Regions from separate parts of the Homo sapiens genome. Here region 1 is linked to region 2. A link is a loop called in an ENCODE intact Hi-C map of the cell type or tissue named here. Cell type or tissue: HCT116. All regions are shown on one strand.

Evidence for each region. A loop is a pair of places that touch in the nucleus more often than their neighbours do. Peaks named below come from ENCODE experiments on the same cell type or tissue, not always from the same donor. Only the 100,000 strongest peaks of a DNase experiment are listed, where the experiment ranks them.
Region 1: a loop joins it to region 2, with 9 times the contacts of the local background. A loop is called at or near these places in 76 of 110 quality-filtered maps.

Annotation. Positions count from the first base shown.
Region 1 is chr3:127,829,425-127,834,424 of GRCh38, forward strand. LOC107986129 (a long non-coding RNA gene) reads right to left here. Exons shown (of 5, transcript XR_001740896.2): 5 at 2,871-3,708. Among named protein-coding and RNA genes, the nearest start is that of MGLL, 9.4 kb to the left of the region's middle. In HCT116, a CTCF peak has its summit at 2,612 (motif pointing left); no DNase peak of the experiment used is centred here.
Region 2 is chr3:127,687,990-127,692,989 of GRCh38, forward strand. MGLL (monoglyceride lipase) reads right to left here. Exons shown (of 8, transcript NM_007283.7): 8 at 1,077-4,334. The coding sequence ends at 4,209. Among named protein-coding and RNA genes, the nearest start is that of ABTB1, 18 kb to the left of the region's middle. RefSeq lists enhancers at 1,213-1,718, 1,719-2,224. In HCT116, a CTCF peak has its summit at 3,037 (motif pointing right); a DNase peak (open chromatin) is centred at 3,092; H3K4me3 peaks cover 632 bases; H3K27ac peaks cover 680 bases.

The sequences.
Region 1 (5,000 bases), 140 kb after region 2:
TTTGACTATGATGTTTCTTGGTATGGGTTTCTTTGGGTATATTTTATTTGGAATTCATTCAGCTTTTTTATTTATAGTTTTTTTTTGTCTCCTGCCAAATTTGAGACATTTTCAGCCATTACTTATTTGAGTACTTTTTCAGCCTCATCCTCTTTTCTCTTCTCCTTTTGGACTCTGATGACATGAATATTTGAGCTTTTCTTATAGTTCCGTAGGTCCCTGAAGGCTCTGTTCATTTTGGTTTTTTTTTTGTGGGTTTTTTTTTTAAGCCTATTTTCTCTCTGTTATTCAGATGAGTCATTTCTATTGTCCTATGTTCCAGCTTATTGCACTGTTCCCTCTATTTCACCTTTGAGCTCATCCATTGAGCTTTTTATTTCAGTTATTGTATTTTTCAACTCTAAAATTTCCATTTGGTTCTTCTTTATATCTTCTATTTCTTTGCTAAGAATTTCTATCCCTTTGCCAAGACTTTTTATTTTTCATTTGTTTCAGGCATGTTTATAATTGCCTGTTGGAGAACTTTTATTGTGACTGCTTTAAAAATCTGTTTGTTTTCCTGTTGGTATATATTGTCTTCTCTAATCCAGTGTTAGATCTTTCTGGTTCTTGATAAGATAAATGATTTTCTATTGAAACTTGGTCATTTTTGTATTATGTCATCAGACTCTGGATCTGATTTAAACCTTTTGTTTTACCTGTGTTTCTCTAGAGTCACAAATGTATAAGGCAAAACAAAAAACCCAGGGAACTCACCACCATGTTGTTCCTCAGGTCCTGAGGTCCCCAGCAGGTTTGCCTTTTATCTCTTCCTTTCAGCATCCTCTTACGTTGGTTGTATACATAATGTCCAGGGTTTTTAGTCATATTTAGTGGGAAAAGTAGGGAAAAGCACATCCACTCCACCTTTGCAGATGTAGAAGTCTTGTATCTGGCTTTTTATTTCAGTAGGGAAATCAGTGGGCCACCAGGCCCCTACTTGCCTGTGTGTCCACCTAGATCTCTAGGGCAGGATTATTCTAGATGCAGTGATCTCCAAGACAAGTGCTGGTTGTCAGGCTCTGCTCCTACAGCCTGCGATGAAAAGGTAAGGGTTGCAATTCAAGTAAAGGTGACGTCTTTCTGCCCCTACAAGTTGATATGGTTTGGATCTGTGTCCCCACCAAACCTCATTTTGAACTGTAATCCCCAATGTTGAAGGTGGGGCCTGGTGGGAGGTGAATGCATCATGGGAATGGATTTCTCATGAATGGTTTAGTGCCATCCCCCTTGGTATTGTCTTGGTAATAGTGAGTGAGTTCTCGTGAGATCTGGTTGTTTAAAAGTGTGTAGCACCTTTCCCTCTCTCTCTTGTTCCTACTCTGGCTGTGTAGGACGTGCCTGCTTTCCTTTCACATTTTGCCATGATTGAAAGTTTCCTGAGGCCTCCCAGAAGCAGAAGCCACTATGCTTCCTGTATAGCCTGCAGAATCATGAGCCAATTAAACCTTTTTTCTTTATAAATTACCCAGTCTCAGGTATTTCTTTATAGCAGCATGAGAATGGGCTAAAACACAAATGTTCTTGTGTGGCCTTCAGAGATGCTCTGAGGTTTGAGGAGAGTAGAACATACTGGAAATACCTGTGAAGAGAAAAGGAGAAAGAGCAAGCCGGGAGATAGTAAGAAGACCAAGAGTTTCTCTTATTAGCAGTTTTAGTGTATGTGATATTGCACAAGAATTTGGGTGGTTGTATACTTCAATTATAAACCACTTCTAATGGGAAAGGAGTGGAGGTTGGGAATGGAAATGGTACTGAAAATGAATGATAGAGGAAAAGCAAGACTGTACTATCAAACTTAAGGGGAAATAAAGTTGGGCAAAAATACCTAAGCCTCAGAAGCAAGCTCCACTGACTAGTGGTGCTACTTCCTGGTGAGTTACTCTATTTTGCTAAGCCTGCCTCCTCACCTGAAACAGGGGAATGTGGATAGGAATACCCCCTCTAGGGCCTTGGTTAAGATGGACTGAACATCAGCATGGTGCCTGGTGGCTAGTCAGCTTGTATTAAGTCAGGGGTGGCAGCTTGGGGGCCTTCATGTTAAGTCTGACCCATTAAAAAGTATTTCTATATCTGAAATGGTTTTTTTAATGTGAGTTTTAAAAATTGGTGATTTCACATGCAAATCCAGATTCCTAGCTTTTCTCAAAGAGCAGAGGGATATGGTTACACTGGACTGTTAGTGTTGGATGATGGGTTGAGCATGAGGTGCCTGCAGGGGCAGATGGATTTGAGGATCTAGAGCTGAAGAAGAAGGTCAGACCGGAGACAGAGATGTGGGTGTTGGCCGGAAATGGCCCTTGCAGCTGTGGGGGAGAGTGTGCTGACCCAGGAGAGTGGGCAGGTAGAGGTGTGACCTGGCAGCCTGCATACTGCACCTGGTCAGCAGGAGATTTGACCTGCACAGTGCTTTATTGATATTTGGTTGAATTAGTAGCCAATTTCTGAAAATCAGGGCATTTCACATAGCAATGCTGGTTGTGTAAAAGGCCAAAGGTCTGGCAATATGGGCTTCCATCTGGGCGGGCAGCAGCCTGCACTGAGGCTGGGGGGAGGCTGCCCCCTGCAGGTGGTGCATGCATTTGCCTATCGGCCCACTCTGCCTGGCCCACCTCCAAAAATGCTAACTCTCAGATTTCTGATTTATTTTACTGGGTGGAGCTTTTCTGAATTGTGAAACATGAAGGAAGAAGGGGAGGTTTTGATGGTGATGGGCAGAAGCATGATGTCCAATTCATTCAAGGCTTTCTGAGTTCTCCTTGGAACAGCTAAGTGGAGAGGCCTGATTGCCAATGGAAGATGCAGTAGGATGCTCAAGATGGAGACGAAGGTTTGGAAGCCGTCGGCCATTTATTATCACTGAAATCATGGGAGTGAATTCAATTGCTCAGGGGATGTAGACTGGAAGGATAAGCAGGCCTAGGAGAGATCATCGTGAAGAGGAGAAGAGTTTGCAAAGGTGATAGAGACAGAGGTGGATGATCCAGAAGGTGTGATTGCAGAGAATCCAAAGTTGCATCATATTCCAAGAAGAATATGTGGCCAAAAGAGTCTAATAGCTCCCAGCAGTCAAGCAAAAGACAAACTGAGAAATGTGCAATTGACTTAATGACAAGGTCATTTTTGACCCTGGAGAGAACCCAGTTCATGGATTAATCAGGGTAGAGGCCAGCTTGTGCTTATGTATGAAGTGAGTGGACAATAAGTGGAGACAGCAAGTGTAGATAACCCTTTCAAGATATCTTCTGTGCAGAAAAGGCAAGAGTGCAGTGGCAAGGACTATGGGCATTTGAGGCAGACAGCCTGGGTTCAATTACCAGCTCGGCTAATGTTTAACTACATGATCTTGGGCATGTGACTTACCCTCTTTATATCTATATGAAACAATGGGAATTAAGATTATTGCCTATTTCATGGGACTGAATGGAATAACGTTGGTCAAGTACTTAGCACAATGCCTGGCACTTGGTAAGAAGAGTGCAATAAAATTTCATTACTATTAATTTAAGTGATAGATGCGTGTGTTAAAAATTCAAATGAGAATCAAAATGTTAACAGTGAATTGTGAGTCTCCATCCCATCCCTGTGCCTTGGTTCCTGTCCCAGGTTCTGTGTGGCCTTCCAGAGATCCTCTGAGGGTTGAGGAGAGTGGGACTTCACTGGAAATACCTGTGAAGAGAAAGGGAGAAAGAGCAAGCTAGGAGACAATAAGATGCAAAGGCATCAGGGGAATGAAAGTAACTGGCTTCCCGGGGACTCCAGTAGCCAGGCTGCTTAAAGAGGCAAGACACAAACTGGAGAGTCTGGGAGTTAAGGACAGAGCTTGAGAAACATCTCCTCAGTAAGGGTGGAGATTTGTTGCATCAGTGGCCCCAGTAAATGGCCTGCTTGTTCCCATGCTCTTTGCACTGACTTGGAAGCTCTTCCCATCGAGAGGTGAAGTCTAGTTCCAATACCTTGAATCTGCATTGGCCTTGACTTGTTCTGGCCAACAGGGTGTGGTGGGAATGGCACTGTGCCAGTTCTTCTTGATGTAAGGCATCAAGAAGCCTTACATGCTCACTCTTTCTTCACTCACCCCAACCCTTTCCTTTGTCATGTAAACCAGCCTGGACTAGCTTGATGGAGTGATGAGGCCCATGGAGGAAGCCAAGGCTCTCTACCAGACAAGCAACCAATCCCCAGAAGCAGATCTGCCCTTGTGACCTGCAGCTACCCACAGATGCATAAGGGTGCCCAGCAGAGACCAAAAGAACCACCTTGGCTGAGCCCAGCCCATGTTGCTGCCCCACAGAATGATGAGATAAATGTTTGTTGTTTTAAGCTCTTAAGTGTTGGGGTGACTTGTTATGCAGCAGTTGCTAGCTGATGCAGCAAGTTGTGCATTGCATTTGCCATCTCACACATTAGAGTTATCCCATCTCTACAATCACTGTGGGACCTGGGAGGTGGAATTCAACAGTTCTAAATCAAAAAATGTTTAAAATTACTGAAAATTTGGATGGAGGAAGAAAAGGGAAAGAAAAAGCACTTTGCACGATATATAATATCTACAAGATATGTTTACACGTGACAGAACAATCAAATTAATCAAATAGGATGTACTCAGTGCTATAACTAGAAATCATAAATATCCTTAATGTTGGTATGGCAGGGTTTATTGACTCCATTATTCTACCTTGTTGAAGTGTGTAGAAAAATTTTCCCCAAATCGTTTCCACCTTGGCACCCTTTAGCAATTTTTCCATGAAGTCTTAAATTCTTTCTGCATAGGAGATTTGGGGCCATTAACGAGCATGGTTGAGAAAGGAACTATGGTCATTAGAGGCCCCCAGACAGCTAGGTATTAAATGTGAATATAAGCTCTTAAACAATGTGTGTGGGTGCAGAAAAGCTCATTTTCTCCCGTTGAATGCTCCTGAGAGTCGACTTGGCCATCAATTTCTTCTTCCATGAGGACA
Region 2 (5,000 bases):
TTGGCTCCTCCTGAGAGAGAGGATAAAGAGAACACATCATTCCATCACTCACTCATTCATTCACTCACTCACCCACTCCTTCCCTCCCTGCCCTATCAGGCAGGCCTTTCCAGGGACCCTCTGGGAAGCAGGCAGAGGTGTAGTGCAGGGATATGCCCTTTTGCAGCTCACAAGGGAGGGGACAGAGTGCTACCAAGCAGACAAGCAGAAGATCTGTCATGTCAGATGTCAACAAGTGTGCTGGAGGAGGAGAAGGCAGGGCAGCACCTGGGGGAGGGCCTCACTGAGAAGACAGCCCGTGAGGAGGCTGGCATGGTGAGGACTGAGTGGATGTGGAGGATGGGGAGAGGGGAGGCAAGGAGGCCAAAGGCCCAGCACCTATAGGCCTCAGCAAGAACCGTGGCCTTTATTTAGGTGAGATGGTAGTCACCGGAGGATGTTAAGCAGAGAAGGGCCACAGTCTGACTCATACTTTAACAGCCCTCTCGCCTCCGTGTGGAAACAGACTGGGTGCAGGAGAGAAAGCGGGGCCTGCCAAGGAGGCTGCTGCTGCCATCCCTCAGACGCTGGTGACAGCTGTGCAGCTGGAAGGAAGCCATATAATCCTGGCCACACTTAGGAGGAGAGTGGCTGGGCCACGTGTGGGTATAGAATGGAGAGGGGCTGGAGGATGCCCAGCAGCAGGAGGCCGGGTTCCCTATGCTGAGGAGGGAGGGCTGAGTCCGGACAGAGCCCAGCTTGTGTGGGGATGGGTTTGGCATCTATATGGGGCCCTGGAGAAAGCACAAGCCACCTGAAGCTGGCACGGGGAGGGTGGCCTGGGCTCCGTCCTCCCCAGTGGCGGGGCAGGGTCTGCGAGAGGATGTGTGTGTTTAGAAATCTGCTCCAAGCGTGGATGGGAGAAGATAAACTCCACACACGCTGATGGAGGCTGGGAAGCACTGCTGGAGTTGGTATCAGGTGACAGGCATGGCTCAGGCAGGGATCAGCCTGTCTAAAAAAGGGCCTGCTGTGCTCTCAGCAAGGAAGATTGCCATCCAGGGTCAGAGGCTACTGTGATGGACAGACAGACGCCATTCCGAAAACATCGGATTTATTAGGATTAGCTGTAGTGTACACTGATTCCTTTAGCTCTAAATGGATACATATGTGCCCCGCAGACAGTATACACGCAGGGATGTGACTGAGCCACAGTGACATAGCAAACCCAACAGCTGGCTTGTGAAGCCATCGTGATCCCAACAAGGTCTATGTTAGCAATTGGTGAAAGAAGAAGAGAGTGAGATGGGACCCAGGTGGGCCTGGAGGTGGGATCCTGTGGGTTTTCAGAGCACCCACCAGTGCTCCCTCGGTGAGCCCAGCACCACCTGGAAGTGGAGGGAAGCTGGGTCGCTGCTGGAAGGGAGGGAGGCTGACTCTCTACCCCTCACCTCTGCAAGGAACTGAGGCCTGTAGGGTTGCGGCTGTCACTGGCTACAGGCGGCATCTTTCTGTAAAAAGCTTTTCAGGCATGAAACCCATTTCTGTATGGACTGGGCTGTGTTGACGGTGGTGCTTGGGCCTTGTGTGCCAGGCCTCTCTGGGTCCCCTCCCTGGCCTTTGCCTTCCTCTCACCTTCTCGAGGCCAAGCTGTGCGAGACCTGGCATTCCTTCCAAACCTCAGTTCCTCCACGCCCCTGCGCTGGTGTGACTCCAGAGCTCAGAATGTCAGCACGGAGCCGTCAGTATCGAGAAGGAACTCAACGCAAGGCTTCACAGCTTTCCAAGGACAGGGACCGGCTCTGGAGTGGCCGTGCGTGAGATGTCAGGCACGCTCACACGCAGGGTCCTGTGTTGGCTCCTGACCCAGCAGGGGGACATGGTGGGCGGATGTACCAGCCCTTCTGGATAACATGACAGTCCCAATTTCAGGAAAGTTTTTATTTTAAATATTGGTGATTCTTTAACCAGGAATGCAAATGCTACTGAAGTGCTGTGTGTGTCTCTGTGAGAGCCTTCATATAAATAAATTCATGCATCTAAAGAGTCCCTGGTCAGGCCGCATGCTGATATTCAATTTGGGGAATGGTGATGCCACCACATGCATCTGGGGGAGGCAGCAGGGAGGCGTAGGGACTTTGTGTGGCCTGCTCTATCACAGCTCCTGGGAGAATTACAGATCTGAGCCCAGGGCATCTCTGGGCTTTTGGAAAGGGTTCCTGCTTTTCCTGAGTTCCCATGGCTGCCCTGCTGCCGGGGCTGACTAAGCAGGCGGGGCTGGCTTTCTCAGTGCATATTTTACATTTTTCTCCTTCAAAGAGAAGCCAGGGAGACAAGCTGGAGCTACAGAAGGTGCTCTGTGGGGACTTGGGCCGGGTCAGCAACCAAGCCCCCACCTGCCCCTTGTGGGGTGAGGGCTTGGCTCCTCCCCCAGGGCACAGAGTGATCTTCAGCAGGGTGACCCGTTCCTGGCTCTCATGGTGTGATCAGGGCTGCTGGAGGGAGGGTGGAGGGGCACACTCTCCAGGAACCAAGGTTAGCCTCCAGAACAGGGCCTGGGAGAGCAGTGGCAGTTCCCGCTGCTGGAGGAAGAAGGGCGGGAGCCCCTGAGGCCTAGACTTCATGTTGGGGGTCCTGGTGGGAAGTGGCCTCTCCTCTGTGGCCCCAGAACCCCTACATTGCACCTTCTGCAGGGCTTCAACGGTGGCAAAGCCCTGACCAGGGTCATATTTGCACTAAGGAGCCTCCTGAGGTAACAGCAAGTCCCATTTAGAAGGGGAAAGTATTCCCGAGGCGGGTGGTGAACCCCACTTATTGCTGGGAAAAAGTGAGGCCAAGGGCAGGGCTGGGGTGGTATTGGCACCTGAGAAGGGCAGGCTAGGCCCAGGGCCTCAGCTCTGAATGATTGGCTGATGCCAGCCTTGGCCTTGGGTGAGGCCTGTCCCGGCCTGTCCTGCTGTGGCCTGGGGCAGGGCTGGGGGTGCCTCCAGTCCCTGCTCTGGGTCACCGAGTGCTCCATGCAGACCTGGACAGGAAGGCCTGGCCTGCTGCTGTGCTGGGCCTCTCTTCTCCTGCCACCAGAGGTAGCTGTGCTGCTAGCACTGACACTCCCAGGGTAGCTCTGGGCCATAGGCAGGCCCAGGCCCAGGCCTAGGGATCATAGCCCCATAGGGTGCCACTGCTCCATGGTCCCTGGTGGGCAGGAAGAGCACTGGGCCTTGCCCATAGGAAAGGCCCAGCCAAGTCCCCTCTCGGGGGCTGCTGGCTTAGCTCCTAGAGCACAGAGCCCTCTGGCCCCACCACTGCCGGCCCAACCTGTCCAGTTCTGTACAGTAGCATCAAGCTCTGATTCCCTCAAACTCCCCTTGCTCCCTCCCACCTATCCACCAAAATAGTCTCTGCTTTAAAATATACATTATATATTAGACATTTCATCTTCAATATGATTCTCTCATAGCATCAGGTAAAATTAGTGACTCTAGAGGAAAGGCAGCCTTTGTGAGTACAGGCGGCACTCGGGGACCAACCTGAGCCTCCCCCTGGCAGGAGGGGAAGGGCAGGGGACAGAGAAGAGCCTTGGTTTCCTGCTCAGTTCTCCTTCTGGGCTAAGCCTCACCCCCCGCCCCTCTGCAAAGCCTGGTCTCAGGCTAACAAGGAGCCCACAAAGTCATGGGTGGCTGCTCATTTTGAGGAAGGGCTGGGCATTTTCTGAGCCTCAGAGGGGCACGTGAGTCTGCCCTGGGGAGCTGGCCCCTATGGAGACAGCAACCACCTCATCACACGGCCAGAGGAAGGCCACCAAGCGGAGGCTGGTCAGAGAGGGCGCTGGGGCGTGAGCGAAGGGTGGGCAGGAAGGAGGCGCCTCCAGTTATTGCAGTCTGGTGTCCTGGGAACACCAGGAATTCCTGGAACCCTTGTGGGAGCTGGGAGAGGCAGGGCAGAGGCTTGGCTTTGTTTTCAGTGGACATTTTAGCACATTCTTTGTGGAAAATCACCTGGGACCTTTCTCTTTTTTTGCATAAAGTGTCTAACCATTAAGGTAGGTCCAGTGTCTGATAGTCTAATGTATAACAAAAATGTCTGTTATTTTTTAGAAAATTGTGCTAAGGATTTCTCCAATTTCTGATTTTTTTTTTTTTTTTTTTTTGGCAAGCCATATCTGAGAAGCCATCTCTGCCCTTCCCCTGCCTGCATCCCCCAGACCATGAGCCGGGCACCGGCCAATGCATTCAGGGTGGGGACGCAGTTCCTGCCGTGGCTGTCCTTTGAGAGACCCACATGTTTATTTCATGGAAGACGGAGTTGGTGACTTCAGGAAGCTCCTTGTGGAGAACATGGTAGGCACCTTCATAAATCTGCAATGAGGAGAGACACGGAATCAGAGCTGCACCATCAGAGGCAGGTGCAGGGAGCGGAGACCGTGGGCAGTGGGCAGGGGTCTGCAGCATTCTCCGGACCCTCTCCCTATGCCCGAGGACCTGGCCCTGACCTCCCATTATTAGGAGGCCAACACCTTTCTATCAGAAGATGGTTCAAATGTGTTACAATGTCCCAGTGTGTTCTCGAACTTCCTTTCTCAAATGCAAACCTTCCCTCACTCCACATCTCTCCCCATCCCTGGACCCGTTTCTGTGTCTCTGAGTCAGGCAACCTTCTCAAAAGAGGGGGTTCCACTCCCGGCCTCACATCCTGACCTCCACGGGGTCCTCAGCTCATCCCAAGCCGACTTCCACTCCCGCCAACCCACGGTGGCTAGCCTGGCGAGGTCTCCAGGGACCTCCATTGCTGTGGCAGGGGACACTGTGCTGGTCATTCATAAGCTGCTCACTGTCACCTTCTAGAAACACTTTCCTCTTGTGGTTCCATGGCTTTAACTTTTGATTTTCTTTCAACCTAGCCGGCAGATCCTTCTCAGTCCAGGCTCACCCCACCCACTGGCCTCTGCAGGCGGCTGGACTACGGGCTTGGCTGTGCCCTCCTTCACTCTCCCTGGTCACCTTGTCCAGTCCAGTGGTTTTAAA